Regions from separate parts of the Homo sapiens genome. Here all the other regions are linked to region 2. A link is an interaction called in ENCODE POLR2A ChIA-PET data of the cell type or tissue named here. Cell type or tissue: CD4-positive, alpha-beta T cell. All regions are shown on one strand. Links, peaks and the distances in the headings refer to the core of each region. The heading gives the core; the rest is flanking DNA.

Evidence for each region. ChIA-PET counts read pairs that join two places held together with the same protein. Peaks named below come from ENCODE experiments on the same cell type or tissue, not always from the same donor. Only the 100,000 strongest peaks of a DNase experiment are listed, where the experiment ranks them.
Region 1: POLR2A ChIA-PET joins it to region 2 with 34 read pairs; 13 of 35 experiments call an interaction of 5 or more read pairs at or near these places.
Region 3: POLR2A ChIA-PET joins it to region 2 with 11 read pairs; 21 of 35 experiments call an interaction of 5 or more read pairs at or near these places.
Region 4: POLR2A ChIA-PET joins it to region 2 with 12 read pairs; 13 of 35 experiments call an interaction of 5 or more read pairs at or near these places.

What each region holds. Positions count from the first base shown.
Region 1 is chr11:35,163,466-35,170,948 of GRCh38, forward strand. All of the region lies in intron 1 of CD44 (CD44 molecule (IN blood group)), which reads left to right. Among named protein-coding and RNA genes, the nearest start is that of SNORD164, 4.3 kb to the left of the region's middle. RefSeq lists a silencer at 2,094-2,143 and an enhancer at 2,564-2,623. In CD4-positive, alpha-beta T cell, for the core only: no CTCF peak of the experiment used is centred there; DNase peaks (open chromatin) are centred at 2,086, 2,746 and 3,416; H3K4me3 peaks cover 2,474 bases; H3K27ac peaks cover 4,000 bases.
Region 2 is chr11:35,041,643-35,049,125 of GRCh38, forward strand. All of the region lies in intron 2 of LOC105376626 (a long non-coding RNA gene), which reads right to left. Among named protein-coding and RNA genes, the nearest start is that of CD44-DT, 93 kb to the right of the region's middle. In CD4-positive, alpha-beta T cell, for the core only: no CTCF peak of the experiment used is centred there; DNase peaks (open chromatin) are centred at 2,539, 3,759, 5,329, 5,799 and 1 weaker place; H3K4me3 peaks cover 736 bases; H3K27ac peaks cover 3,150 bases.
Region 3 is chr11:35,140,964-35,148,446 of GRCh38, forward strand. All of the region lies in intron 1 of CD44 (CD44 molecule (IN blood group)), which reads left to right. Among named protein-coding and RNA genes, the nearest start is that of CD44, 5.5 kb to the left of the region's middle. RefSeq lists a silencer at 3,328-3,377 and an enhancer at 3,548-3,607. In CD4-positive, alpha-beta T cell, for the core only: no CTCF peak of the experiment used is centred there; DNase peaks (open chromatin) are centred at 1,588, 2,038, 3,358, 5,218 and 1 weaker place; H3K4me3 peaks cover 4,000 bases; H3K27ac peaks cover 3,582 bases.
Region 4 is chr11:35,173,856-35,181,338 of GRCh38, forward strand. It overlaps CD44 (CD44 molecule (IN blood group)), which reads left to right. Exons shown (of 18, transcript NM_000610.4): 2 at 2,720-2,885; 3 at 6,419-6,552. Among named protein-coding and RNA genes, the nearest start is that of SNORD164, 15 kb to the left of the region's middle. In CD4-positive, alpha-beta T cell, for the core only: no CTCF peak of the experiment used is centred there; DNase peaks (open chromatin) are centred at 3,141, 3,656 and 5,259; H3K4me3 peaks cover 616 bases; H3K27ac peaks cover 2,870 bases.

The sequences.
Region 1 (7,483 bases), core at 1,147-5,146, 120 kb after region 2:
GGAGTATGCGAACCAGATGGCATCTGTCCTGGGAAGAACAAATATCCTTCATAGGAGAATTAGAGGACTATACTAGTCAGGCAGAAATCCAGTCCATTCATCAAGCTTTTCCTCTTGCTGTGGTCCCTACAGGGTCAGCCCTGTTTAGGCTCAAGCCTCTTAAATCCCAGTGCAAGACCAATTTCTCTATGAAATTCTCCCTGTCTTCTTTGGTCTCATGGCTACTTCCTGGGAGGAAAAAGTAGTAATCAGCTCCCTCCCCCCAGCTAAATGTGCATGGTATTAGCAAATTCTAACCCAAGATGTTAAAACTATCTGAGAAGAGGCATGATTCTGCTTCTTGTCTGTACCCTCCTAAAGTCAAGGTGCAGCAAGGAGAGAGACATTTGCATGTGGCCCCTGAGAAAGAAGAGATTTGTCTGCCTCACCCCCTGCTGGTGCAAACTTGCACCTCTCTCAGCCTCAGTTTTCTTATATGTATCAAGTTTCAATGATCGCAATAGTACTTATCTCATGTGACTACTGTGGGATTGAAACGAGATAGTTCATGTGAAGTACCGAGCACAGAGCCTGGCACACAGTAGGTACTCTATTAGTGTTAATATCACTGGAAAACCCAGCTGGGGGCTCAGCAGTAGAAGCTGCCAGAGCCTTAGTGTTACAGCCACATCCATTACCCCACCATTCACATACATTTCATGCCCCAGGGTGAGAATCCACATATCCCAAGCAGAGAGGCACAGCTTTGGTAAACTGAGTCTTAGCTAACTCATGTCAGAAACCAAGTGTTATCCTGGGGTTTGACTCCTGGCTCTTGCCACATTCATAGCAGGATGCTGAGTGGATTGTACTCAGCCTCACTTGTTGCATCTGTGAAATGGGGGTGATTTTTTGACTTCTCAAGGTATAGCATCTATTAAGGCACATAGACTACAATCTGACACAAATTAGCAGCTCCATACATTGCAGAATCTTTTCTTTTTCACTTAAGGAGATGCTAAAAGAGGCAAGAGGAAAGAAAATCAAATTTGGAGATGCCGTGGGCTGTGTGTTGAAGTTGGGCTCTGGTGGAATTGGTGGTGACCTTTTGCTTCTCTCCATCTGGATGGCTGTATCTTCAAAGACAACAAGTCTTAACTGCAGTTTTTGATTGTATAAATCTGGCCAAGTCCACTATTTACCCAGCCCAGTCTCCTTAGAGTAGGATTGGAAACTCAAACTTTGCTATCTCCTCTGCAGAGTGAGCAAGGGACAATCTTTATGAAAAACTTTAAGTTGCAAGATATTTGTGTTCTTAATAATGAAGGGAAGAATACAAAAATGATAATACTAAGCCTGGCTCATGGATAGCATTTTTGCACAATATATTTCATTTGGGCTGCAGCCTTTGAGCTGTACTAATTGCTCTGAGCATCTGTTTGTATGTCCGTTGCATGGGATGATTTACCCTCCTAGGTTTCCAAATGCTTTGGAGCCCCTGGTTTATTGCAGGACTTACTAAGTGGTGGCCATCGTCACTTTGATTGGCCCCTACCACAGTATTTTCCAGACTTTTCCACCAAGGCTCTTAGGGCTTTGTGGTGGGTGCCAGAACAATTGATGGGGTAGGGTGGGTGCTGGAAGAGAATGAGCATCTGGTAGATTGAGTCTCTGGGTCTGCCCTTCCACCCTCACTCCAGCCCCCATTAGCTCAGCTTGATTTTCAACCACTTGAAATACTGTGGTTGTGCCTAAGACATCATGTCAGGGAGAGAAAGAAACATCTGAAAACCATCAATCTTCTCTCTGAATGCTTCCACTGGTCCCATTTGCCTGTTGACAACCCAAGTTGAAAAGGCAGCACCAGAGGGGAATGGGGAAAATTAGCAGAACTGGAAAATCTGAGTTGAGATCTGGGTTTACCAAACTCTCCGTAAGACTTTGAGTCTGTGAAACTTATGTCCATTAGTTTCTTCACCTTTTAAATGGGTCTGTAGTACCTACCCTCTGGGCCTCACAGGCTGCTTTTGGGTGTGAAAGTGCTTTATAATTGGTGAAGGAAACTGCTACGTGGCAAGAATAGCAAAGCCTGATGTACTTTAATCCATTCGGTTCTGCTGAGGGTGGAGCCCCAATGTGTCTTAATTCATATGAGGTTTCTGAGAAGCTTTTTGAGATTTTAATACTGTCCCAGGTATGCACATCAACCTTCTCACTTTTATCCCCCAAGCTCCAAAATTTCATAACTTTTTATTTCATCTTGGGTGGCAGGAAGGCAAGGTGTGCCTGGGGGAGCTACAGGGAGTTATTCAAGGTCACATAATTAGCTTATAATTAACAGAGTTTAGGCTAGAACCAGTGCATCCCACTCCCAGATGGGGGCCCCCGGCTTATCTCAGCATGTCAGCAACCCATGAATCAGCCCTGAAATATAGATATTACCTATGAGTAACAGTTTCTCATCCTACCTCAACTGTTACGAAAGTCTTCCCTCAAACTAAAGCTAAGCAGTTCCACAAAATGCCAGCTATAGACATTAGCAGAAACTGTATATTGATTAGGTGATGTATCAGTCATTGTAACTACCCAGAAAAAAAAATACAATGACAAAACCAAGTGGCCCAACCTTATTTTCTACTTGCAAGAGGAAAAACCCTATTTGGGCCCCAAGATGCTTTTTTCATTTCATTTACCACATCCTGGGTTTGTGCTAGTCAATCTGCTAAATCAATAAGATCCGAAAAAGCAGAAAACAAAGATCGTGAGGCCAGAGGATTTCCTGATCACCATGGCAACACACAGGGGTGGGTACTGTGGTTTCTCTGCCTGAAGACGCACTCGTCAAAGACTACTTGGTGTTACAGAATTCTGGTGCAGTGAAGCAACAGTTCTGGGACATATACTTTCTTTTGCCAGAAAGACTCTGTTGGATCCAGGACCAGGAGTGGGGGGTTAAACAGTTCTCCATACCCTCACCTCCAAGTCCCCATCATCCCATTAGGAGACAGGGACAGTACTGTTCTCCAAACTCTCAAAACAACCCAAGAGCTTTCTAGGCTGTGCATTGGGTTGATCATTTGGTGGCCTTGGCTGAAGGGCCAGGGTAACAGCTAGGAGAACCCTTGGGATTCTTCTCCAATGTGACAGGCCCCTCCATGTTGGTTCAGCGTTGACTGCCATGACAGGCTCCAGGCTCCACGGAAAAAAGGCAGAGAAATCAGGGGGTCCAGCCAGGCGCCAAGACGTTGGGGTGCCTTGCATTTCTAAGTGCCAAGTGATGAATAGCTCAGTTGAAAGCAACCCAGGGCACATTCTGGAGGAAATTCTCTGGGTATGATTGTGCATGACTGTTTTCTCTGCTCATTAAACCCTCATCTGCCTCCAGGGCAATTCCGGGAGAGACTGAGTCACTCAAGACTCATGGTCTGCACTGGGCAGCCAAAGGCGATTCGGCCACCAAGTGTGATTCTGGCCTCATTCAGAAGTGGATGCTAAACAATACACCCTTTCACCAGGAGCCCATCACATGGGCATCAGGAGATGGGGGCGAGTGATGTGCCAGCCTTCTAGACTGGCAGGCCTGGGGGGCAGCAGAGGGCACAATAGCTAGAAAGACTCCCAGATGAAAACTTCTGGGCTTTGAAGCCTTCGAACAAATGAAGAAGAAAATGACTTCTTCGTGTCCTATTAAGACAGTGAGTTGTGGCTTTTTTGAGAGCAGCTTGCTCAGACCTCTTATGAAAGATAGATCAGTAGCAACAGCACTGGTGTAGGAGTCAGAAATCTGCAATTATGAACCACTGAGTTTTGTGTGTGTGTGTGTGTGTTTTTGTTTTTGTTTTTTGTTTGTTTTGTTTTGTTTTTTAACTTGCTGGAGGACCATACTCGGCTATCCTTGATTTTATTTTCTCCTGTGTCACAAGAGAAATTGGTTAGAAGCTTCCCATTGTGCCTCCTGGCTTTAAAAATAGATAATCCAATTAACAATAATGCTTTAAAACAACAAAACCTTGTCCTTTTCCCTTCCTACTTCTGATCAGAACCAGCTCAGTAAGATTTATTAGTTGTGCAATCTGTTTTGGACATGAGCTCAGCAAATCAGAGGACAGAAATAGAATCCTGGCTTTTTAATGATAAACACTGTAAAAATAAAAAATTTGGAGAGCTTACCAGTGCTTCTGGCTGCCCAAGTGGTTTGTGTGTGGTTGACTCCCAGGAGCTCAATCACTTTGGGTGCAGTCCACCCAGAGAGCTATGTTCCAGCTACATCAACCTGGAGCCTTAGCTTGGTCAGTCTAGATTTTTGGGTTTGGCTGCAGACATCTCGTAATGTCACAAGGACAGCCTGTGTCCTTGGTGACCCAACCCTGGGCCAACCCCAAGTCCTGGAGTCCTCTCCTAAGAGCCCTGCCTAATTGTAGAGAGAGCATTCAGGCTGTAAAGGGCAGGAGGCCTGGGGGCTACGACTAGGTTTGGGCTTTCTAAATTCCCAAGAGTATGATGGGAAGACCAACAGGCAGAATCAGAGAGAAGCAGTCAGCCCACTGCTGGGGAAAGCCAGTCAAGGTCAAGACTTCAGAATCTCCTCTCTGGAGAGAGAGTGAAAATTCCATTAGTGAAGTTTGTTCCACTGAAGCCTTACCAGGCCTTGGTAAAGGCCCCTATCTTGTGGTCCAGAATCAAGGGACTTCTGATCTTAAAATAATATTCAATAAGCTCAAATTCTTCTCTCTAGGGCTCTCTTTTCATGATCACCTCTCCACACTTTATTAAAAAATCACATGAAGGGTAAGTGGGCTTCCTGTCATTTCAGTGTCTGACCTGTGCATAAGTTGGAATTTAACACTGGAAAATGATCAGCCAGATTGCCCAGTCTGAAACCCAGGTCCCCCAGTGACTAGCACAAGTTACTTACATCTTCTCAATGAATCAGTTACCTCTTGTGTAAAATGGGGATAATAAAAATGCCTGCCACACAGGATTGTTAGGAAAATTAAGTGAAATATTAGGTGTAAAGTGCTGAATACCTTGAACCCAGACTAGGCACTCAGTGAGTGCTCACTGTGGTTATGGACCAGGAGCTGCAGGAATTAGAACACCATTGAGTAGCAGGAACTGGCTTTATTCTCATCTTCATGATAAAGCAACTTCTCCTTACATATAGCTTAATCTGGAACCAAAAATCTAATTCTGCCTCATCCCTCCTGAGGAGATGACAAATAGGGATCAGGCACACCTGGGTGGCTCAAGTTAGAAAACAAATTAACTCATTTTGCAGAATCTGGAGACGTCTGGTCTGGAGAACTGACAGTGCCCTCTCTTTGGGCATAGTATGACTGTAGGTTGTCTTTGGGTGGTCTTCATATGGAATGTACTGTGTTTGCCATGTTCCCTAGGAGATCTGGCCTCAGAAATGGCCCTGTGATGGTATGTGAACATACTGTCCTGTAACTGAGATGATAGCTTGCACATTCAGACAGACAAAGCCAGTTACAAAACTAAAAGTTGGTCTCTGAAACATTTGCTTTCGGGGAAAACAGCAAATGTTCACAGAAGCAAAGTTCTGGGTTAAAGACATTTTAAGTATCCAATAAGGAATTCTCAGCAAACACCAGCTGGTGATTCCTCAGATATGATGTGGGAAAGGAACCTGATAGGTGATCTTTTTGCACCCTATAAGACTGCAGCCTGTCGGGGGTTGGGGGCAGAAAGAGAGCATTTATTAATTCATTATTTCATTCAACATTTGCCTACCATGGGAGGCTGTACTAGGTACTGGGAATATAATTGTGAAGAAGGGAGACACCATTTCTGTTGTCAACGAAGCCCACAGAGAAGTTCCAAAATTTCAGAATGCTGGAATTTCTGGTTACTAGAGACCTTGAAGATAATAATTTCTTGTAATTCTTTACCTGGTTGTGTCACAGACTTTGAAAACCAATGAAAACCAGAGATGTTGCCCTACCTAAACACACACACACACACACACACACACACATCCATACACACAATCTTGCATATAATCTCACAGGTCCATGGATGTATTGACCAGCTCCTGGATTCCATATTGAAAATCCCTTGCAGCCCAGCTCCAATACTAGTACCAGGCCACTCACCTCTCAGGAAAGTTTGGGAAGACGTAGATAATGGCAACTTGGGTGAAAATTACACAGTGCTCTCTTCCCAGCACATGTTGTGATTTTCTACAACTTCAGAAATAACTGGGGTGGACCAAGAAGCTATTATTCCTCGCAGGCCCTACAATCTAGGCAAAGCTTTGAAATGTGCTCGGACAATTTTATCAGAGATCTATTTTCCTTGATCTGAGGCTTAGGGGGCAGTATAGATGAGATTAATGGCATTTGGGATCAGTGATGGTTTATCCAGGAGAGAATGCATAGTACCTGTAACCAGGAGCCTGAATAGGAGGCAACATAGCATAGAGGTTAGAATCCTGACTTTCCCACTTGGATGACATTGGGCAAAGGACTTCACCACTTTGTGCCTCAGTTTCCTCATCTCTAAAATGGGTTTAGCAATAGTGCCTACCTCATAGCATTTTTATGAGAATTAAATTAGCTGAAGTACATAAGGCACCTAATAAGTGTGCAATGCTCATTGGCTCTGATTATTAAGTGTCAAACACCATATCAAGTGTTTGACATACCTTATTTCATGTAATAGTCCCATAAACCCTGACAGGTTCGCATTGTCATCCCATCAAGGAAGAGGTGGAGAGTCAGAGAGGTTAAGTAATTAACAACCTGTGTCACCTAAAGTGAGTGGCAGGGTCAGGAATTGAACCAGGTTTGAGGAGGTCCTAACTAGGTTGAACTACTGACCTTCATAAAAGTTTGGCACTACAGACCAGCTTTATAGGACAAAAAAACCTTCTTTCAGAGCTCCTTTTTCTCGCCTTCCTGACAGCTCCCTAGCAGACCTCTTCCCATGTGGGTAGGGAGATAAGGTTCCTAGACACTGGGACACTGGTCTCCATGACCCCTCTGTGCTGCCCACAGCCCTATAGTAATGAGCGTGCTAAAGGCCTGGTGGCATTTCTACCACGGGAAGTCTCCTCTCCAAATCCAAAAGTGGCCTCAAACAGTCAGTGTTTTCAGTTGAGCTCATTTATCGCTCAGAGGGAGGCACTTGGGACATTTTATTCATTACATGATGCAGGAGATTTATTGGAGACCAGAGGGCTCAACGGAAAACATTCTTGGTTTATTTCCAGCCAGAAAGGCTTGTTTGAGAGATGCAATCAGCCATTTAGTATTAGCTTCTTGAATCAAAGTGGATCCTGAATCACAGAGTTCTCTGTTTCTCAGGAGAGACACACAGACATCTGAGGAGTCTTGCCTCTCTATAGTGGTTTGCAGCATGGCTAGCACCATTGCCAGAGACACTGGCACTCTGTCAAGCAATGTTCTGTGGTCCATGGCTATTCACATCTTAACCTTGCCTTAATTCTACTTCATTGTGAGTTTGGGCATGTTTCTTTATT
Region 2 (7,483 bases), core at 2,141-6,140:
CTACTCATGCCTTCTCTGTCTCTCTCTCTGTCCCCCACCTCTCTATCACATCTGCCATATGTCATCTGTCTAGCCATTCTTCTATCAGCTTTTCTAAAAAAGCTAAGAAGCTTTTTTAGAAATACAAATTCATAAGAGATTCTATTCCAGCAGGTTTAGGTGAGACTAGGAAACTGTAGTTATCAGGCTCATTTATTTCTGTTAACCTTTTATTTGATGTAACCTTACACAAAATCTTACCATGTAAAACAGATCAAGATGGGCTACTCTTTTGCAGGAGGGCTAGAGGCAGGGTTCGGATGGTCCAGTCCTCCAGGGTTCCCCTTTCATTTGCTGTCTCCTCTGCTGTCTGTGGTCAGTGTAAACTCCTGTTTGGAAACCACTGTGGAAACTACTGAAAGATGCATCCTTGGAGAGTGGCTGGTTCAGTGATTGAAATTGGACTAACAACACATCCCCCCTCCCCTTTCTTCAATTAAATCTTATAGAATTTCTCACTAGCTGTATTCATTCTAGCTGTTCTTCATGGCACATGCTAAACACCTGTTCACCGTCGCAGCCCAGGCTAAGAGAAAGGATTGTAGCTGCTTGGGTCTGACACTTGGAATGGATTCCTCTTCCTAAAAGAACCTGTTTTCCCCATGCCATTTCCTGTTTTCCCTTATTGCTTCATTTTTCTTGCACAGTTTACTTCCCTGCAGTGAACAGTCAATACTCATGACCATGTGCATTGCACAGTATAACCAGATCCCTGCAGCAAACATTTTTCTGATCTTATTTCTGATTTCAGATAGCTCCCTCTGCAGAAGGAGAGTCTGCTTAAACTAAATGCAATCCCATATCCTAGGAGCACTTTGCCCACTGGCCAATGCAATTAGGCTCATGTTTGGCTATGATTTTATTTCTTATTTTGCTGGTTTAGAGATGGCCTGTTTCCCAAAAGCACATTACACTATCATTTGTAAAGTTATGTTGTCTTCATGAATAACCTTAAGGGGCAAAATTACCTTATAGCATTAGGGGGAAATGTTGGGTATGGCAGATGGAGATATATCACTTCTCTTCAAGAAAGGTCTCACTGTGCAGCTACTAAGAGGGTAGTCAGCAGACAGTGTACCTATTAGCAATTTTTGAGCCCATCTCATACTCTGTTCAGAATGGCCCCATGACTGAGCAGGGACATGAAGGGAGGGCTTGACTATTTCTGTCCGGTGGGAACTTGGCTCCAAAAGGTAATTAGGCAGGTTAGTCTAATAAAGACTGTATCATGATCGCATGGCTCTCCCATGCCCAATCCTATTTCCTCCCAATTCCTTTCATAATTGCTACTCCCCCCAAAGCCTTATGCACTCGTAATTCTGCCTTAGCGTCTGCTTCCCTGAGAACAAGAGGCTGGGGATGAGGGAAAGGAAGTGACAACCAAATATAGGTTGCAGTATGCTCCTAGACTCCTGAAGTATACTATTCCCAGCCTGTGGCTATGAATAGCCTCTGGGAAGTCTCAGAGTTACTGCAAGAGATCTGCAAATATACACACATGCCCAACATTGCCTGTAGCCTGAATACATAATATGTCTAAATATATTGAATAATATGTGTGCTATTTTTCAAATATATAAATAACAATTCACTAAAATAGTTTTTCTAATACTGCATTTTTAGATCAGTGGGTGCTAATAGTACCAGACACACGTGTGCACAGGCAAGCGCACACACACACACACACACACCACACATACATCCAAGAAAAGCTTTTGCTTTGAAGAGATATGTTAAAAGGGCTGTGAACCATTGTTTCACATGTGACCCTCTTGTCTTCATACATTAACGGATACTTTCCCCAAAGACAAAAAACAAACTTTGAGAAAGGCTACCTGATTCCCAAATTGAACAGCTCTAATTTGATAAATCTTGATAACTCAGAGGCGCAGAATGACCAATTCTAGAGGATAATGAGATGTCGTGTGGCCTCTTAGTTCAATCTCAGACCTTTTAAAACATGTGCTTTTTTTACTGGCAACCTGGGATCCTGACCCTCCTGTTCAGAGAGATGACAGGTAAAAAGTATTTGGCTTGGGTTAAACATCTCTGCTTGTTTGGGGACAAATTGCTTGGTCTTTGCATACAATAGTTATTTTTAGGGAGCAGATACCATGTAATTTTGGATTGCCAGTTAAGTGGAATCTTATAGCTGAAAAGGACCAGCTACCTACAGAGGAAGACATAGACTCATTCTGGGGAGTATAATAACTCGTCCAAAGCCACACAGCTAATAAGCAGAGCACGTTTCTCCTAACAGTAGACAGGAACTGTTAAACTAAATTTGGGCTTAAGAAGCCTTCTCCAAGTCTTACGTAATGAACTACAACCTAATTTAGTATGTAAACAAATTGAAAACCTAATTTAGGAATTTGCCTTTGTAACATATAGCTGAGTCTCAGCCAGTTACAGCAGCTGAACTTCAGCCAATCACAGCTGCCAAACTGTTCTCAGCCAATTACAGCAGCTGAGCTTTAGCCAATCATGGCTGCCAACTGTTCAAACTAGGTTCAAATAAGACAGACACAAGCTGTAACCAATCAGTCTGCCTCTGTACCTCACTTCCATTTTTTTGTATGTCACTGCCTTTTCTCTGGAGAGAAATACAACCTGCACATGTGGTGAGGCAGAGCATTTTTGGTCTGACATGCTGCCCAATTTTAGAATGGCAAATTAAAGCCAATTAAGATCTACACAACAAATCTAGTTATGTAGATCTTGATTGGTTAATTAAGTAATTTTTAGTAATTTTGTCTTTTATCAGAATCAAACTGTGGATTGTGATTTGAAGTGATCAAAAATTACTAGCTTTATCTGTCAGAATATGCTAGATTATGTTGCTATAAAAAATGACCAAAAAATGTTGGTGGGTTAACATAAAGGAATTTTATTACTGTTTCATCCAAAGTCCATTGTAGCCTGGAATGATTCTCTAAGATACTTGCCTCCACATGGTGGCTCAGTGATGCAGGCTGCTTTAACCTAACAACACCTTCATTTCAACAAAAAAACTTCACCATTGTCATAGCAGAGAGGGAGCATACTGGAGGGTCACTCACTGGCAATTAAATGCCTTGGTCTACATGTGACACACAGACCACAGGCACATGACCCTTTCCAAAAAGAGAGGAGAATGGGATGAGAGGAAGCACTAAACATCTCCACCGTACCACCCTCCCAGGGAGCTAGAAAATTCCATTAGTTATTGTTAGGGTAAATTTCAAAAGTTCTCTGACAGTATTAATTTATTAAGTCATTATCACCCAATAGCATATAAATCATAAATTATTTCATCAGTTTTGATTTAGTAACTAATATTTTGAAGGACTAAACAGCTGTGGGGAAAAATGAATTTTAAAATTCCTTTTCTAATTAAAAAAAAAAAAAAAAAAAAGCAGTCCAGGGATTTAGTGAAGCGGGACAGAATTATATGGGAGGCACTTCCGGGGTGGGGGAACAGCACTGGAGATGGATGGTGGTTGAGGCCGTGAATGTCAGAGAGAGGACTTTCCAAGGGAAGAAGGTGCTGAAAGAGGATGGAGGCTGTCATGACCATCGTCCTTGAATTTCCTCCACGTTGTCCATGTGAGCAGAGCACCTTTCAAATGTCTGTGGATATCACTTGAATGACACCAAGTTTTATCAAACCTTTGATTTTTCTGTCTGTCTGTGATGTGCCTTCCCTCCCCATCACCCTAGCAACGCTTTGAAAATAACTCGCTAGGCTAGACGATTGGGTTTCCTGTCACATTTTAGTGTCTGCCGTGCTGTGAAGACTGCGATGGCAGAGATACACATTGCGGAAGGAAGTCAAGCTTGTTTTCAGCATCAGTTGATTTATTAGATCCTTGATATTTTCCAGGCTACTACAGATACTTCTGTTGGCCTGGCATACCCAGGTGAAGCAACCCACCAAGGCTGGGAGCTTTGTTAATGTTTCACAGCTGAGTGTTTACCCAAGTCCTTTAAGCCATCTAGGACTATGGGATGGACTTAAACACTCTTCTCTTTGAGTTCTCCCACCTTTTCACTCTGAGCTGAAAATATTAGTGAAGAGCCACTTCTGTCCTCAGCAGGTATGATGTTTACTCTCAGACTAAAAAGTGCTATAAATGTTATAAGAACAAGATCTAAGGGTCTTGTTGACATATTCTAATGGAGTTTTCTTTAAAAAATGGGCTAACAGAGGTGTCACTTATTAGTCTAGTGCATGACTTTGGAGTCAGACTGCATGGATTCACATCCTGGTTCAATCACTTACTAATGATGTGGTCGTAGGCAATATACTTAATCTTTCTGAACCTCAGTTTCTTTAACTTTCAAATAAGGACAATTGCATCTACTTCAATACATTCAAAGCACATAGGAGACGTGCAATAAATATGAACTCTTATTGTTCTTGCTGTGCTTTCAAGATATTTCAGGGCCAGGAGGCTCATGCCTTTAATCCCAGCACTTTGGGAGGCCAAGGCAGGAGGATCCCTTGAGGTCAGGAGTTCAAGATAAGCATAGGCAACATAGCAAGACCTTTGTTCTACAAAAAAGAAAAAAATCACCGGGTCTGGTGGTGCAAGCTTGTAGTCCTACCTACTTGGGAGGCTGAGACAGGAGGAGTTTGAACCCAGGAGTTTGAGGCTGTAGTGAGCTATGATTGTGCCACTGCACTGCAGCTTGGACAAAAGAGCAAGACTATATCTCTTAAAAATAATGAGTAAATTAAAAGATTTCTGGAGAGAGGATCTGATAATTTGACATCTATGACTATCATCGTCATTGTCAGTAGTAACGCAAGATCTAACATGATAGTACTGGCATGTACTTCATTTTCCAAATCCATAAAATAGGACTAATGTTGTTGGCCCTTCCTGCCTTACTGGATTATGATATATAAATACATAAGTGAAGTAAAAGATGCTTGAAAATATATTTATACTATTGTAGATATGAGATATTGTCCATTGTCTTAGACCATTCGGGCTACTATAACAAAACACCATAGATTGGGTGGCTTGTAAGCAACAGAAATTTCTTTCTCACAGTTCTGGAGGCTGTGAAGTTCAAGATCAAGGTGTGGGTAGATTTTTTTTCTGCTGAGGGTCCAGTTTGTCATAGATGACACCTTCTCACTGTGTCCTCACAGGATGGAAGGGGCAAGGCAATTCTCAAGGCCTCTTACAAGGGCACTAATTTATTCATAAGGGCTCCACCTTCGTGACCTAATTACCTCCCAAAAGGCCCCACCTCCTAACCATCACCTCCTCTCCTTTCCTTGGTAATTAGCTCCTACCTATCACCTTGGTAATTAGCTTTCAACATATGAATGTGGGGGCACCCAAACATTCAGACTGGAGTGCTCTGCTCATCTCATACAAAGTAACAGCAGCAATGGCAGTGGTGGTGATCGAGTATCATTGTCCATCCTTTTGGCATGTATGTTGAGGCTGTCTCTGTGTGTGACTGGGATTGAGGAGGCCCTGTTTTATTAGGGGTGGGGGAAGCTGGCTCTCATTGCACTGTCTTTGACAGAACCTTGTGCTGTTGAGAGCATTGCTTTTGACATCCAATATTTCTATCATGGAGTCTGAGGCACCTCTGTCAGGGGTTGTCAGTCTCTGAGAGGTCGATACTGGGGTCTGGTTTCCAGCTCAAGAACCATGGGGTCCTAGAACCATGTGAGACTCAGGTGATGGGGAGGACCTTGCTCCCTCTTCTGTCTGTGGTGGGGGACTCCTCTGAGGCTGCTGCTGGTTAGGAAGTGGTAAGAAGCTTGCATTCATAGAAAAAGGAAGGAAAAAAAAGCACCAATGCTTTTATAAAGTTCAGCATTACACACTTCCTGTTTAAGAAGGAGGGACCATTTACCCCTAAGTTGAAAATATTTAGTGAGGAGGAGAACTCTGGTTCAGAGCTAGGCATAGATTTGCATAGGCAGTGAAATATGTTGGGACTCTCATTTTAGATAAATTCTTTTTTATTCCAAGCAAAAGAAACCAACTTTAGCTAATTTTAAAAAAGAAAATTAAAACACACATACACATATTTGTACCATACACACATACATATTAGAAGACTACAGGATATCTCACAGAATCAAATAAAAAGCTAAAGAATCTGGCTGCATATGGGACAGGAAATTAGAAACCTACGTTGGAGACATTCATAAACTATTCATTAGCTAGTGGTTCCTCATGTCACTTTACTCAGGGATTCTCTTTTCTGGAGAAAGTCAATTGGCCTTGCTTGGTGATATGGTTTGGCTGTGTCCCCACCAAAATCTCAACTTGAATTGCATTTCTCAGAATTCCCATGTGTTGTAGGAGGGACCCAGGGGGAGAAAATTGAATCATGGGGGCCAGTCTTTCCATGCTATTCTCATGATAGTGAATAAGTCTCATGAGATCTGATGGGTTTATCAGGGGTTTTCACTTTTGCTTCTTCTTCATTTTCTCTTGCTGCCACCATATAAGAAGTGCCTTTTACCTCCCGCCATGATTCTGAGGCCTCCCCAGCCACGTGGAACTGTAAGTCCAATTAAACATCTTTTTCTTCCCAGTCTCAGGTATGTCTTTATCAGCAGCAGGAAAACGAATGAATACAGTAAATTGGGACCAGTCGAGTGGGGAGTTGCTGAAAAGATACCCAAAAATGTGGAGACAGCTTTGGAACTGGGTAACAGGTAAAGGTTGGAACAGTTTGGAGGACTCAGAAGAAGACAGGAAAATGTGGGGAAGTTTGGAACCTCCTAGAGACTTGTTGAATGGCTTTGACAAAAGTGCTGATAGTGATATGAACAATAAAGTCCAGGCTGAGATGGTCTCAGATGAAGACGAGGAACTTGTCGGGAACTGGAGCAAAGATGACTCATTGTGTTTTAAAAAAGAGACTGGCGACACTTTGCCCTGCCCTAGAGATTTGTGGAACTTTGAACTTGAGAGGAATTATTTAGAGTATCTGATAGAAGAAAGTTTTAAGCAGCAAAGCATTCAAAAGGTGACTTGGGTGCTATTAAAAGCATTCCATTTTAAAAGGTAAACAGAGCATAAAAGTTCAGAAAATTTGCAACCTGATGATGCAGTAGAAAAAAAAATCCTATTTTTGAGGAGAAATTCAAGTTGGCTGCAGAAATTGGCATAAGTAGCAAGGAGCCTAATGTTTATCCCTACCGCCATGGGGAAATGTCTCCAGGCCATGTCAGAGACCTTCCCGGCAGCCCTTCTCATCACAGGCCTGGAGGCCAGGAGGAAAAAGTGGTTTTGTAGCCTGGACCCAGGTTCTCTGTGCTGTGTGCAGCCTAGGGACTTGGTTCCCTTGTGACCCAGCTGCTGCAGCCATGGCTAAAAGGGGCAACATAGAGCTTGGGCTGTGGCTTCAGAGAGTGGAACCCCCAAGCCTTGACAGCTTACCCATGGTGTTGAGCCTGTGGGTGCACAGAAGTGAAGAACTG
Region 3 (7,483 bases), core at 1,404-5,403, 99 kb after region 2:
TGAACCAAGATTATGCCATTGCACTCCAGCCTGGGTGACAAAGCGTGACTCTGTTAAAAAAAAAAAAATGAATACAGTGCTAGCTACCATTTACTGTATATTTTCACTGTGCCAGGCATTATGTTAAATATTTTCCATGTGTTATCTCATTCTACCCTCACAATGGCCTAGTAAGAAGCTTCCTGTTATCAGGCCTGTTTGACAGGAGGAAAACTGATGCTTAGAGACGTTAAGTGACTTGCTGGCATTCACATAGCCAGGAGCAGTGCTGGATGGAAACCCAGCTCCACTGAGCTCCAAAGCCTAGGCTTAGAATATGTTAGACTGTATAAGATGGACGAACTTGGAAGGATTTCAGGGAGGGAAGGATTTTGGTGGACTCTAGGCCTTAGGGAAAGTTCCAAAAGGGACTGGAGCTCAAATAAGCCCTTGAAAAGTGGAAACATTCAGGATGGGAGAGAAGAGTCAAGCTGGAGATCAGGGAGAGCCCTGGGCCTGGCCTGAAAGAAGAGGGCCCTGGTGGTTTCCCTATAGTCTCTAGGGAAGTTTATTTGTATGTTACCTACCAGTGCCATCTTCTGCTTTGTCTTTGGGCATTCTGACTCCTGACTCCTTCCAACCTGTCTCCCCGTTCCTTCTAAAAGGCCCCACTTCCAAATATTTGGCACTGTCCTAACCCTTGAGGTTCTCCCAGAGACCCGCAGTCTCCCTCCTGCCCCGTGTTTCCACGGCCCCTTTGCGCAGCATCATTTAGAGGAAGTACAATGAAGTGCCAGTAGCAATAACTGCCCCGGCCCTCGCTTTCATGTGCTTGTAAAGTTGTTTGGCAGGAACTGGGACTTGGAAAGGAGACATGACTTTGTCAGAGGGCTTGGGGCTGGGCATGGTGTGGGTGGCGAAGGGGAGAAGGAGGAAAGGGGAAGGAAAGGAGCTCTTGTTGCCCCATTCTGGGGAGTGGTGGACTCTGGACAACCACGAGGAAACTTTGGAAAGGAGCAAGGCTTTGAGGAGGAGTCCAGTCTTTGTATGGGAAAGCAAAAAGTGGAGAAATGGCCAAATGTAGTTAAGTGACATTGGACCCAGAAACTCTGAGTTGGGGAACAGATATCTTGAATTCGGGGTCTTGTGCAGGAGGAAGAAAGTGGCCCTTGGTGGAGGCCAGGGGGGATGAGTCCTTCATGCACATGCATCTCCTTGTCTCTGTGGGTGAGGGGATCTTTTTTTTTAATTATTATTATACTTTAAGTTTTAGGGTTCAACCATTGTGGAAGTCAGTGTGGCGATTCCTCAGGGATCTAGAACTAGAAATACCATTTGACCCAGCCATCCCATTACTGGGTATATACCCAAAGGACTACAAATCATGCTGCTATAAAGACACATGCACATGTATGTTTATTGTGGCATTATTCACAATAGCAAAGACTTGGAACCAACCCAAATGTCCAACAATGATAGACTGGGTGAGGGGATCTTTGCTTGGGAATTGCATGCCTGGTGTTGAGAAAGAGGAGAGCGTCTGAGAGCCCTGGGTCTTAGGGCTGGCACACACCTTTCTGCTCCCTTCTCTCTAATTGAGCATTAGAGACTCCGCCCCCTGCTGGGAGTTAGAACTTTAGCTGTGTTTTCCCATGTGAAGGAGCAAAGAGGCAAAGCTTCATCTCTGTTGGGGCTAGCATCAACTAATTCAGGTATTCCCCATTTACACATTGGACATCTACTTGCTGCAAAGGCATGGTGACAAGTCCTTGTGTGGGAGGCTGGCAGCCAGTAGGAAAATGTTCCATTTGTTTTTTCCCAAATTTCCCCACAAAGGAGGGGATGCTGGACAGCATGAAATTCTTAGTTCATGACAGATTCCCTTCCATTCATTCAGGAACTATTTCCTGACTCATTGTCATAGACTCAGAGATGGGAACTCTAAGGATCATTTAGAAAATCTGAAAGAGAGGGACTAGTGACTTCCCCTCTCTGCGACTTGTTAAGATATTAGGGCAGGGCATTTCTCTCATGTATCTCTATCATGAGGACTGTGGGAGCCTCAACCCCACCCCCTGCAGTGGGTGGGGAGGGTGTGGTCTACTGGGGTAACAACATTTGTTTCACACCTTAAATACTACCTTACAGACTCATTACAGTTTTATATATTACTCTACAATATACCCAATTTGAGTTTAATACAATAATAATGATATATATTTTTGACCATATAGCAATGTTGGTGTTCGACAATGATTCTCTGTATTGTCCTGGGGCTTCTAGCACCTCCTGGAACATCGCTAGATGGTCAGGAGCACCAAAGTTTTAAAAACCTGATGCTCTGCTGTGGTACCATATGGTCCTGTGTAAAGCAGGGTCCTAAGTCCTGAGTCTCTAGGAAATACTGCTCAGTGAGCACTGACTCTATACTAGATGTGAAGCCGGGGGTAGCACAGGATATCTTATCTAAGCCTCCCAACAGCCCAATACACCTAGCACTCTCTTTAACTCCATTTTCTAGATAAAGAGATCGAGACTTGTGGAGATGGCATGACTTGCCCCAGGATCCAGTGGTGGAGTTGGGATTTCCGCATTATCTAACATCCTCCCATGTTAGACTCCAATGCTTATGCTCCTTCAATTCATTACGTGTCTGGAGGACTTTGGAAGCTATACGTGGCTCTCCCACACTACCTGTCCCCTGTGGCCAGCATAAGTGAACTCTTGCATGGGTGGCTTCTCTCTCCATCCCCGGCAGGCTGTGGACTCTTGGCTGCCCTGCCCTGGCCTGTCTCTCCCCAGGTTTGGCCACAGATATCAGAGATGCCAACCAAGTTATTTGTAACTAAAATAAATCACATCCCTTATCAGAGTCCAGCTGCCCTCCCAGATATGCTCTGATTTACAGGCTTGGAATAAAGAGAGAGGTGGTTGCTTGTCTACAGGACAAGTTAGGGCAATGCCCTCTGCCTGAATATTAGGAAAGCAGCATTACAGGAGCTCTCACTCTGACCAGGCAAGCATTTCACATGCACAGACCCAGAGACCCACTCCTCACATGCTCATTAGTAGGTTGTGCGACCCTGGGTAGGAGGCTGACATGGGTCTTGAACTGAAACCCAGTGTGTGGCTCTAGGTGACATGTGGCCACCCAAGTGAGGTTTCGGATCCACCTGCAGTGTCAGATGCTTCAAGGCTGGGGTCCCCTGATGGAGAGGAGGTGGTTGGAGATCACCTGGGCCTCCTCAGCACTGCCTCCTGGCTGGGGCTGGGGCTGGGGATAAGAGAGTAACTGCAATTGTGCTTCCCCGGCACCTTCGCTTTAGGTCACTCCACCGAAGAGCCTGAAAGGGAAGTGGTTCTTGCGAAAGAATGAGCTGAAGCAGGTGGCAGATGCTACCAGGCACCGTGTAGTTTTCAAAGGGGATCTTTTTCTGCCTCAGAGAGAAATTCTGGGGTTTGCACAGCAAGAAACCGATGACTCAATTTCCTTTGTGTCCCTGCTTTAATGGGAAGGTTGTAGGCGTTCTTTAGAATGGCAGGGTAGGTTGATACCTTCTACCTTAAATTTGAATCCCACTTTTCACTCACTTAGCAGGTTGAATTTTTTTTAAGTGTACCCCCCACAGCTGCCCAACTGGGTTTGCGAGGCAAGCCCAACTTGCCAGAGTAAACCGGAAGGGGTGCTTTCTAAAGTTTGTGGTTCTGGAGTCTGGCCAGGCATGGATACAGTCATTGTGCGTTCCAGATTTTCTGGGAGAGTCAGGATCTCAAATATGCAAACACTCTACCAATTGATGTCTAGTGCATATTTTGACTAAATGTTTATATATTTTTCCACAAATAAATACATGACTTAATGTAATTGAAAGTCAAACACTTTTTAAAAATGCTTTTTGCATAAAGAAATTCACATCTTTACAACTCCTTAACTAGGATGGTGTCAATTAAATTAATGTTTGATTCAGGACATGTGTACTTTGGAGGTAAGTATTTCATATTCCTCCCCTCTCCATTGCTCAATTGCCCCACTGGGTGACGTACCAAGATAAGCCACATGTTTGATTCTTGTTTGCTGGATGTGGACATATGCACATTGCAGGTATGCCTATAAGTACATGCCTGAAGGATCTATGTGTGTGGTGGGAATTGGTGATGCCAAAGAATGCTAAAGACTTTCATGCCCCTTAAAGGGGAAAATAACCACAACAAAACAAATTCCAATGTATCTTCTCCTGTCTTCTGCAGCACTGGGGGAGTCCCCTGATAACAGGGATCATGTCACATTCATTTTTGTGGGCCCAGATCCCAGTAATATTGACCCATAACTGTTGAACTGCAATGAATGTCTAGAATATAAAAGTCATGATATCTATATATATGGAAGCATGCTGTCAGTATGGGCTAAGGTGCAAATACATTTATGTGTAAGTGAGAACCATGGTGATGGCTGTGTTGCTCAGGACAGGGCTGACTTGGCTGGCTGACTGCCCACCACAGGCCTCATGTTTGGTCTACCCCAAACAGTGAGCTCACCCATCTGTTTGTTTGCGGCTTTGGTGGCTGCCTGCTGTGACCGCTGGGGACATCTGGCTAAAGACAGGGTTACTAGATAGTTGGGCTGAGAAGGGAGTGGGAGCCAGTGAGATGAGGACACCAACCCCAAATTTAAGCCTCAAAACAAAAACACTCCCCAGCAGCAGCCACCTTGGGGTTCTAGTTATTTTGGAGATACTGATACGAGGTTGAGATCCTTGGGTGAGAGGCCCACACTCCTCCAACCCCCATGTCTGCTTCTGGAAGGTGGTGGCAGAGGAGAGAAGTAGAAGTACTATATGGGAGATGCGGGAGATTCTTGCCTTCTCTGTCGGTCTCTTTGGGCAATTATCAAGCTGTCATCTGACCAGATACTACCATAGCTTCTTCGGGGGCAAATCCGTAGGGAATCCTGACATCCGACGGGGAGCCACTTTGGCAATGGCAAACGGTGTCTCCTCTCCACAGAGCTTGTGATGTCAGAAATTACCCATAACTGGGGCAGGTTTTGTCTTCCCAAAGATTGTCTGCCCAGCTAGACCTGAGAGACAGGGAGACAAACACAGAATGAGGGGGTGGGTCTTGTGGGGGTGGGGAACGATGGAAACTCACAGAGCCAGATCTCCCCGAGTTTGAGTTGCACTGGCTGCCTGGGTGTGTCCTCCTGAGGTAAGTGTCCCTGCGAAGTGCAAGTGTGGGCAGACAGATCTCAGGTGGGTGGGGAGGGACTGAGTCACCAAGGAGGTGATTTGCAAAACTCAGGTCCCAGAAACTTTCAGGTCTTCAGCTTTTAAAAGTAAAGGTTAATTGCAAAACTCCGGGGTTGAGGGAAGAGATTATTCACATAGACCAGTCATTTTGAGCATCTGCTGTTGTGGCATTGCAAGTCTCCTTCGCAGTGCCTGAAAGTTCATTTGTTTTTGAGAGCTCTTACGCTTTTTCTGTTTGCATCTTTGCACAAGTTCTATGTTTCTGAGAACCCTCACCACTATTAGTAATAATAGCAAACACTTACAGAGTGTTGACCATGTACCAGCGCCATTCTAATTGTTTCCTATATACTGCCTTGTTTAATCCAAACACTGACTTCATGAAGGTGGTGCTGTTATTATCTGTCTTTTACATATGAGGAAACTGAGGCACAGAGAATTTAAGTAGCTTGCCCAAGGCCATGCAGCTGATAAGTGATGGCGCTGGGATTCAAACTCACATCTGGCTACAGAGTTCATGCTCTTTGTCACTATGTTAGAGTGCTTCTCTTGGTATATTAAGATATCGAGGCACCCTAGAAATCCAGACGATTGTACCTGGAAGTACTGTAGTTGTTTTCAAAAACTTCATTTGGGAATCTAGTTGTGGGTGAGGTCATAACATCCACTGAGCTTTTAAACATGATGTCAGAGGAAGGGGTTAGAATTGCAAAAATGAAGGAGGAGGAAGTTGTAATGGAAACTTCTGCCAATGCATATTCTGAGTTGACTCATTCATTCTGATCTCTGAATAGAAGCTCTACTCTCTTCCATGTGATGGAAAGTTGAGGATAGGGTAGGGCTGAGAGGGATGTGAATTGAGTTGTTTGTTCATTAGGATAGGATAGGGCTGAAAGGGATGTGAATTGAGTTGTTTGTTCATTATCACTTCATTATTTGTCACCTGGATGAAAGGTAAAGGTGGCTGATTAGTGTTTCTCCATCAGCTAGAACTTTGACTGGGAAATGAGCCAATCAAATAGCAGCAAAATATTTGCCCTCACCTTACAGGCCCTTGGTTCCAGGGTCTTCTCTCCACCGGCTAGAATGGATGAGGGAGGGAGAGAAACTCTGAGAAAAGAGGCTGTCAGGAGTAGGGCTGTACATATCCAGGGCACAAGGAATTTGGCAAAAGCTGGAAGTATACTATAGCCCTTCTCTCCAGCCCTAGCCTAAACCAGATGACCAGGCTTCTATTTGGCCCAGCATGTGACCATCCCATCAGGGAGCAAGAGAGTTTCCTCTGGGTACCCCTCACTGAGAAAAAAGCCACCCAGGAAGGGAGGAGGCAAGGCCCCCTGGGAACATCTGGCTCAGTCCACAGGAAGGGATGCAGGCCTTTTCCTGGGAATGAGGACTCATCCCATATTCCAGCCCCCTTCCCCCAACTTTTTTTTTTTTCAATTTTAGTGCATCTCTTTACACTTAACAGGTCTGCAGTGACTTCTAGGAGGATCCACACACCAATCGTGGAACTAGGCAGCATCTTTTTCCACTTCCTTTCCAAGATAGTAGCACGATAACAGTAAAGCCCCTTTGCAAGTGTTCACTATTATGCACATTAAGATGCCAGGGAGAGGGCTGGGAAAGGTGGCTCACACCTGTAATCCCAGCACTTTGGGAGGCCGAGGCAGGCGGATGACCTGAGGTCGGGAGTTCGAGACCAGCCTGACCAACATGGAGAAACCCCGTCTCTACTAAAAATACAAAAAAATTAGCCGGGCATGGTGGTGCATGCCTGTAATCTCAGCTACTTGGGAGGCTGAGGCAGGAGAATCACTTGAACCCGGGAGGCAGAGGTTGCAGTGAGCCAAGATCACGCCATTGCACTCCAGCCTGGGCAACAAGAGCGAAACTCGGTCTCAAAAAAAAAAAAGGTGCCAGGGAGAAATGAACAATTCCATGCAGCCAACACCTGGTCTCCTGCGTTTGGCTTAGAAGGGCATTTCTGCCCAAGCCCCCAGCTCTAGTCTTTGCACACTTTAAATGAGTAGCTACTACATGCCAATCACAGATGTTGCCTCTGCTGAGTATCCAGTCAAAAAACCAGAATCTAACAGAGCTAACTAAGCACCATCTTGCAGGAAACCAGCTGACGTCAGCTCCGCAGCCACCAGTGAGTTACTGGGCCCACATCTGCCTGCAAGAGGGGGAGGGGAATTCAGGTAACCCACAAGAGGGGATAAAAGTTCGGGGAAGAAATCTCCTGTCAAGGAGTT
Region 4 (7,483 bases), core at 1,318-5,317, 130 kb after region 2:
AATGATAGAAAAGGATCCTTGGGCACATAGTAAAGTGGTTCAAATCATGGGTTTGGGTGGTAAACAGGTCTGAGATAGATTTCCTGCTCTGCCACTTAAGAGCTGGGTGACGTTGGGGAGTCATTTAATTTTTCTGAGCTTCACCCATAAATAATACATACATACATAAAACTCACCTTTCAGGTTTCTGAAGATGATGCAACACAGAATCTCAAAGGTACTGGGTACCCAGGGACACTGCAGTAATAGGTCCCCTCTCCTATTGCTGTCAGCTCAGAAATACAGAACAGAGCAACTGGGATTCAGAAAGGAGACTATAGGCTCTAGATAGAGGTACTCACTCACTTCCTTGGGCAACTCACTTCCCTGAGCCTCAACTTTCTTGTTGGTAAATAAGTGGAATCTTCCTACCCACCACTAGAACTGTGCAAGGAAGAGATGGAGCTGGTTAATGCCAGTTCTGTCTGATTCCAGACCTGGTTCTTAACTAACAACAAGGAGTGGTGCCTGGCCAGGCACTTGGGGCATTGTCCCAAGAGGATGTCAACATGTCTTCTTAGAGAAGGACAGTCATTGAGGCCTGAGGAAGTGTTCAGGAGGAATAAGCTTCACCAGGATAGTTTCAATGACTTAACCCTTTGCATGCAGTTTCCTCAAGTGTAAACCGGGGGTCATATAGTCCCAGGAGTTTTCAATTACAGCCTTTGAAGTCTTTTGAGATTGTTACACAGGATCAAGTAGAAGAGGATGATTTCTAGCTCTCTATTGGAATTTCAGATTAATGTCTACAAAACTCACTAAAGTCCTTGTATTGAATAATTCTTTACCCAACTGATAGCAGTTAGGCTTCATTTTCAATGCCATTAACTCTGAGAGCAAACGACAGGCTTTTGGTCTGCCAATATATTAAAAGTGTGTTTCTGAGGAAATTTCAATGAGTCATTCGTTTATATAACAAATACTTGTTGAGCATCTACTTTCTATTGGGTACTGTTATAGGGATTAGAGATAACAGCTGCAAGCAAGTAAAAGGCCCTTGCTTTCTCAGAGCTTTCATTCCAGGAAGGAGAGAAAGAGAGTAACCACACACATCAATAGATGACCAGGCTGTTGTGAAGACACAAAAGCCAAATGAGTTGAGGGAGAGACTGGGGGTTAGACAAGGGTGTTTAGGGAAGCACTCTAAAGTGAGGTGACGTGGAGTTAAAATTCTGAATGATAAAAAAAATGAACCACCTATGTGACCATTTGAGGATGGAACATTCCAGACAGAGAGGAAGGCAGATACAAATATTCTAGGATGGGAAGGAGCTCAGAATGTCTGAGAGAATTGAAGACAAGCTTTGTGCTTAGAGCAGAGCAAGCTACTTTGAGGTTAGAGAGGGAGCCAGGAGCCAGATTATGTTGGTTTTAGCCATAATAAGAACATTTATACTGGGTATGAACATAAACTCTTGGAGGTTGTAAGCCAGGGAGAGATCACTTGATTGTGAAAAAATGCTCATAACATAAGATTAAGTGGAAAAATGACTCTTAAATCTAGAACTGTATATTCAGTACCATTTCAATTATGCAAGCATATGTGTGAGTATGTATATTTGTGTGTATGTGTGTATGTGTATATAGATACATACTTTATGTATATATGCATAAAGTACGTGTGTGCATGTGTGCACGTGTGAATGTGTGTATTCAGTAAACAAACTGGAAGAAGATATAGAAAAGTGTTTGCTGTAGTTTTTGTAGTGGTGGACTTATTTTCCTTCATTGCTTTCCTGTGTTTTGTAAGTTTTCTGTAAGTTTGTATGACATCAATAATCAAAATTAAATCATTTGCTTTTTAAAAACTTTGTTGCAGAGCAATCAATGGAGAGAATGTAAGAGTGATATTATTTTACCATGTCTTTTCTCAGATTTGAGCTTAATATCATGGTGCTTTGGAATGCTGGAGTGAATTTTGAAGGCTCTGGCTAGCAGAGAAGTTTATTTGGCTTTTTGTTTGTTTGTTCTTTTTTTTTTTTTTTTTTTGAGATAGAGTCTCGCTCTGTCACCCAGGCTGGAGTGTAGTGGCATGATCTCGGCTCACTGTAACCTCTGCCTCCTGGTTCAAGTGATTCTTCTGCCTCAGCCTCCCAAGTAGCTGGGACTACAGGCATGTGCCACCACACCTGACTAATTTTTGTATTTTTTTTTTTTTTTTTTTTTGAAACGGAGTCTTGCTCTGTCGCCCAGGCTGGAGTGCAGTGGCGCGATCTCAGCTCACTGTAAGCTCCGCCTCCCAGGTTCATGCCATTCTCCTGCCTCAGCCTCCGGAGCAGCTGGGACTACAGGCGCCCGCCACCACGCCCAGCTAATTTTTTATATTTTTAGTAGAGACGGGGTTTCACCGTGTTAGCCAGGATGGTCTCGATCTCCTGACCTTGTGATCCGCCCGCCTCGGCCTCCCAAAGTGCTGGGATTACAGGCTTGAGCCACCGCGCCCGGCCTAATTTTTGTATTTTTAGTAGAGACGGGGTTTCGCCATGTTAACCAGGCTGGTCTTGAGCTCCTGACCTCAGGTGATCCACCCACCTCGGCCTCCCAAAGTGCTGGGATTGTAGGCATGAGCCACCGCGCCCGGCCTTATTTGACTTTTTAAGGAGTCTGTCCTAAACTGAACTTATTACTGTCTCCAAATTATTTATGCAAAAGAATCTAACATTTCTATTTCTTCCCATAGATTTGAATATAACCTGCCGCTTTGCAGGTGTATTCCACGTGGAGAAAAATGGTCGCTACAGCATCTCTCGGACGGAGGCCGCTGACCTCTGCAAGGCTTTCAATAGCACCTTGCCCACAATGGCCCAGATGGAGAAAGCTCTGAGCATCGGATTTGAGACCTGCAGGTAAGAGACCAGCACCCGACCACTGGGGAAAGCTGGCGGCCTGGGACCAGGCAGCTGGGCTTAGAACTGGAAGGCTCCTTTCCCACAGCTGAATGGATTATTGCCTAAGGAGTCAACCCCACGTATTAATTTGGCCAAGTCAATCTGCAACCTGTATGACAACTGGAGTTTAAAGTCAGCTAAAGACACCTTTGTGAATCATAGAGCGGGAACCCAGAGGAAGCCATTAGGGGTCCTCTCGGCTGGAATCCTCTTGTCTAACCTGCTTCCACAGAGCTCTCCTGGCTTTGAAGAAGCTGCAGTATCATTGTCAGAACCACAAGAAAACATAAACCAAATAACAGTGTTTGAAATAAATATGTGGCTGTTAGAGTCTTGGCCCTGCAGACTTGGATCAAAGCAGACTTTTCAAACTACTCTCTCTTACTCTCTCTTAAAAAAAATTTTTTTTGGTTTCTCTTCTATGTTTCTCTGGTTTGAAAAAGTAAATAAAAAGGCATGAAAGTTATTAAGCTATATTATATTAAGATATATTATTTTTGGGAGCCCTGAGAGGGCTCCTACCAGTTATTCTAGAGCTGCATAGAGCCTTCCTCAAACTATGGCTCCAAGCAAGATAATCACAACAAGCAAGGACTTTATTTTTTGAATTTCCAATGGCCTTGCGGTAAGCGGTGCACAAGAAGAGCAAGCCACGGTGGCAATCACAGTGAATTGTTGTGGTTCGATTTGTTTTCACTAGAAGAGGACTGAGTAACCTCTGCAACTGCTCTGAAGTTTCTACCCCAGCCTGTAGCTGTGCTTTTGCAGTGTCTTTAGGTAATATGATTCCCCTTTCTCTGCAACACACACTCACATGCACACAGACTGCTTTTGAAAAGTCAAGCTGCAGAACTCTACGGAAACCATGAAGTGTAAGTTAAGTGCTTCTATCCTCCAACACTGGGTACAGTCATGCACCCACATTATGAGTGATGGCTGAGACTCTTGCTGAAAGGGAAAAGGAAAGTCTTTTGCCTAAAATTGCCCTGTCTGATATGGTAGCCACTAACCACATGTGGTGACTTACACTTAAACTAATTAAAATACTAAAATTAAAACTTTAGTTCTTCACTAGCACTAACTACATTTTAAGTGCTCGGTTAGTCACCGATGGCCAGTGGCTACTGTACTGGATGACCCAGGTTAGAGAACATTTCCATCATTGCAGAAAGTTCTATTGAGGAGCACTGCTCTAAAATAAAGAGCAGATGTACATAGACATCTGTATGTGTTCAGAGCTAGGTCTGGGGGAATATGAAAGGAGCAGAGAGAGGGAGAAAGCTCTGGTGGCTACTGAACTTGCACTGTAGGATGCAATGAAAAAAGGCCATTTAGCAAATCCATTATTCTATTCCCAAGGCTAATTGTTTAATTATGGCCCTGACTAGGCCACTGGCCTAAGAAAGTGAATTTAGTAAGCTGAACTTTGATTGTGAAATACAAACAAGGCATACTTGCAAAATATAGATATGCTGCCATGTGCTGAGGACCAGGGGAGTTCTTACAACTGCCACTGGCCAATCATCAAGCACTTAGATGCTGGGAGCCCTACTGCCCACCTGGCCAAACCCCTCACTTAATCCTCAAACTGCAGTATTGGTCAATATTATCACCTCATTTTATGGATGAAGCAGCCGAGGCTTAGCGAATTTGCACACACAGCCTGCCTATGGAGGAGTTAGGATTCTGGTTCTGCTTAGCCTCAGCCCAGGACAGGATTTTAATGACCAAGTCCTCCTCAGGGGCTTAAAAGGGGAGGAAAGTATGCTTCCTGGATTTGCTGAATATTCTTTCCTCCTTGTGAACAGTAACTTACTCATGCCACATACACACATATAAACTTTAATATCCCCAATTTACAGTTAGCATGACCCATAAAACCGGTAGGCAACATGAGGTGGCAAAAACTCAGTAATAGCTTACAAAGAGAATGCAATAGATTCTAGAATGTTGGTGTTATCCATACTTGATGACATGATGTGATGGGGGTGAGTTGGTGGGTAGGTTCACCAAGAAGTATTATTTAGAAAAACTGTGCCAAAGAAATCTATCATTTCACCCATAACTGGTATTAAGTATTGCAAAACTCATTTCCATAATTTCTCTCAGGTAGCTATGAATCAGCTTTCTGCCACAGGACAGATGGCAGAGTCTCATGGGTTAGGATAAAACCTTAGCAGCTACTCTCTTTTGTCTGCCCCACCCTGATTGGTAGCAACTCTTAGATATATGAAAACTTATTACCATTTAATTGTGCCCACACCCCCTGCCAAGCTAAGGAGGCTTTGGGGAAACCAGTTTGTCTGTTCAGATGAGAAATTAGTCATGCGAGCTACAATTGCCACATAGGTAGGAGTTCTGTGTGCTTGGAAACTTCAGACTCACAGACATTTCCATGGGTCGTGCAGGGTGATGCACTCCATGCTGTTGCCCCTGGCAGGAAAGATGAAAAGCATCAATGTGCATTTTAGCCAGAATTGCATTTTGAAAAACCTGCTGGATTTAGCTTCCTCCTCTCTGCCCTCCTGCTGCACCACAGCTTCCCTTGCACATGGCATTTTCTCAGCCCACATCTCATTTTTTGAGGCATTTTATATTCAAAAAAAATTGTGTTTTTAGCACAATTAAAAAATAAGCAAGTTTTTAGCCACCAGGATGCTGCTAGAAGAGGCTGGGCTGTGTATGTTGTATCTGTATGTCGTATCCAGCTGTAACACACTCCCAGAGATACCTTGGTGGGGAGAGAGGGGCTATGCATTTCTCTGGCTGTGCTACTTCTGGAAAGTTCCTGAGCTACATGAGCCGTTGCTATCTGCTTACTTAATTGCTATGACTCCCATTGTAATGATGGTTAATTTATTCCCACTGGCAATAGAATTATGCCTGCAATGCTCAGGAGGCAGTGTGCTGTGCTGTGTACTTGGCATATAAACAAGGCTTCATGTTTAGGGCAATGGAGTATGGAGTAAGGGGACTCACAGGAAAAGTTGTGGCTGAGAAAGAAGTGGGGGAATGGGACATGAGGCAGGTCTGGAATGTGTGCACTGAAATAAAGAAGCACCCCTTCCTATCTATGGAAGCTGGCCATTTTGTGTATTTTCTGGAAAACATGAAGGTATTCCAGAGCCAGCATGAATCTTACATCAAAACTTCTCTCTTCTGTGACTCAGGCTTCCTTCTGTTTGTTCAAATAGACTCAACACTGCTGAACACAAATTTTAACTGAAACTAATTATTCCTTTCATGATTTTTTTTTAAAGCTCTTTATAGGTCTCTAAATAAAATCACTTTGTTTCTATCAGTCTTGTTGATCTCTTTCCCTCTCTATGCTGTTATTTTTGGATTTCAAATAACTCGGTTGTTGAAACCTCCGATATCCCTAGGGGTGAACTGAATGAAGTGTTGCACGGCATTAAATGTCATTGAATGGGATATTATGAAATTCCCATCTTAGCCATTTAGGTCAATATCCTGTTGTTTTTCTCTTACAGGTATGGGTTCATAGAAGGGCACGTGGTGATTCCCCGGATCCACCCCAACTCCATCTGTGCAGCAAACAACACAGGGGTGTACATCCTCACATCCAACACCTCCCAGTATGACACATATTGCTTCAATGCTTCAGGTTGGTTCTCAGGGGGGTGTCTGTTGGCGTGAAAGGCTGTGGGAGCCTGGTCTTTGGAGCTCAGCTTAAGTGGGGATTCATGTAGCCTCCATTTACATAACAAATGCTCACTGAATATCTGTACAGCAGAGCCAACATTCCTGTCTCCATGGAGCTTACATGCTAAATTGGGGAGGCAAACAATAAACAAATAAATATTAAATACCATTCAGGACTGTCCAATCTTTTGGCTTCCCTAGGTCACATTGGGAGAAGAATTGTCTTGGGCCCCACATAAATTACACTAAAACTAAGAGTAGCTGATAAGCTAAAACACAAACAAAAATCACACAAAAAAAATCTCATAATGTTTTAAGAAAGTTTACGGGTTTGTGTTGGACCACATTCAAAGTCATCCTGGACCACACAAGGCCTGTGAGCCGCAGGTTGGACAAGCTTGCCCTATATGAAGTCTGAAAGTGATAAAAGTGCTATAAAAAAGAAAGCAAAATACGAGGCTAATGAGTGCTAGGGATGCTTTTATTTTCTGAGAAGGTGGTCAGGGAAAGTGCCTCCTGGACTGTTCTGAGAATATCAGTGCTCAGAAGGGAGAATGCCAAGGAATAAAGTCAGAGAGCTAAGCAAGGGCCAGCTAACGGGGTGATTCATTCTCAGTGTGATGGGAAGTCATTACAGGTTTTGAATAAGGGAGTGACATGAATCTAATGATAGCTTTGGGGTGTAAGTCAAATGTCTTAGCTGAGAGGTATTTATTATATGAGAGGGCTGGAAAAAAGCCTTGGAGAGTATATGGTATGCCTTTGACCTTCTTAAATATCCCTTACCCAACAGTTGAAAGAACCAGAGAAGAAGAAACCTAAGTTAAGATGTAGATGCTAGGACACAGGCCAGCCTTTCTCTATGTCTTTGTGACTTTCTCCCAACCATTAAC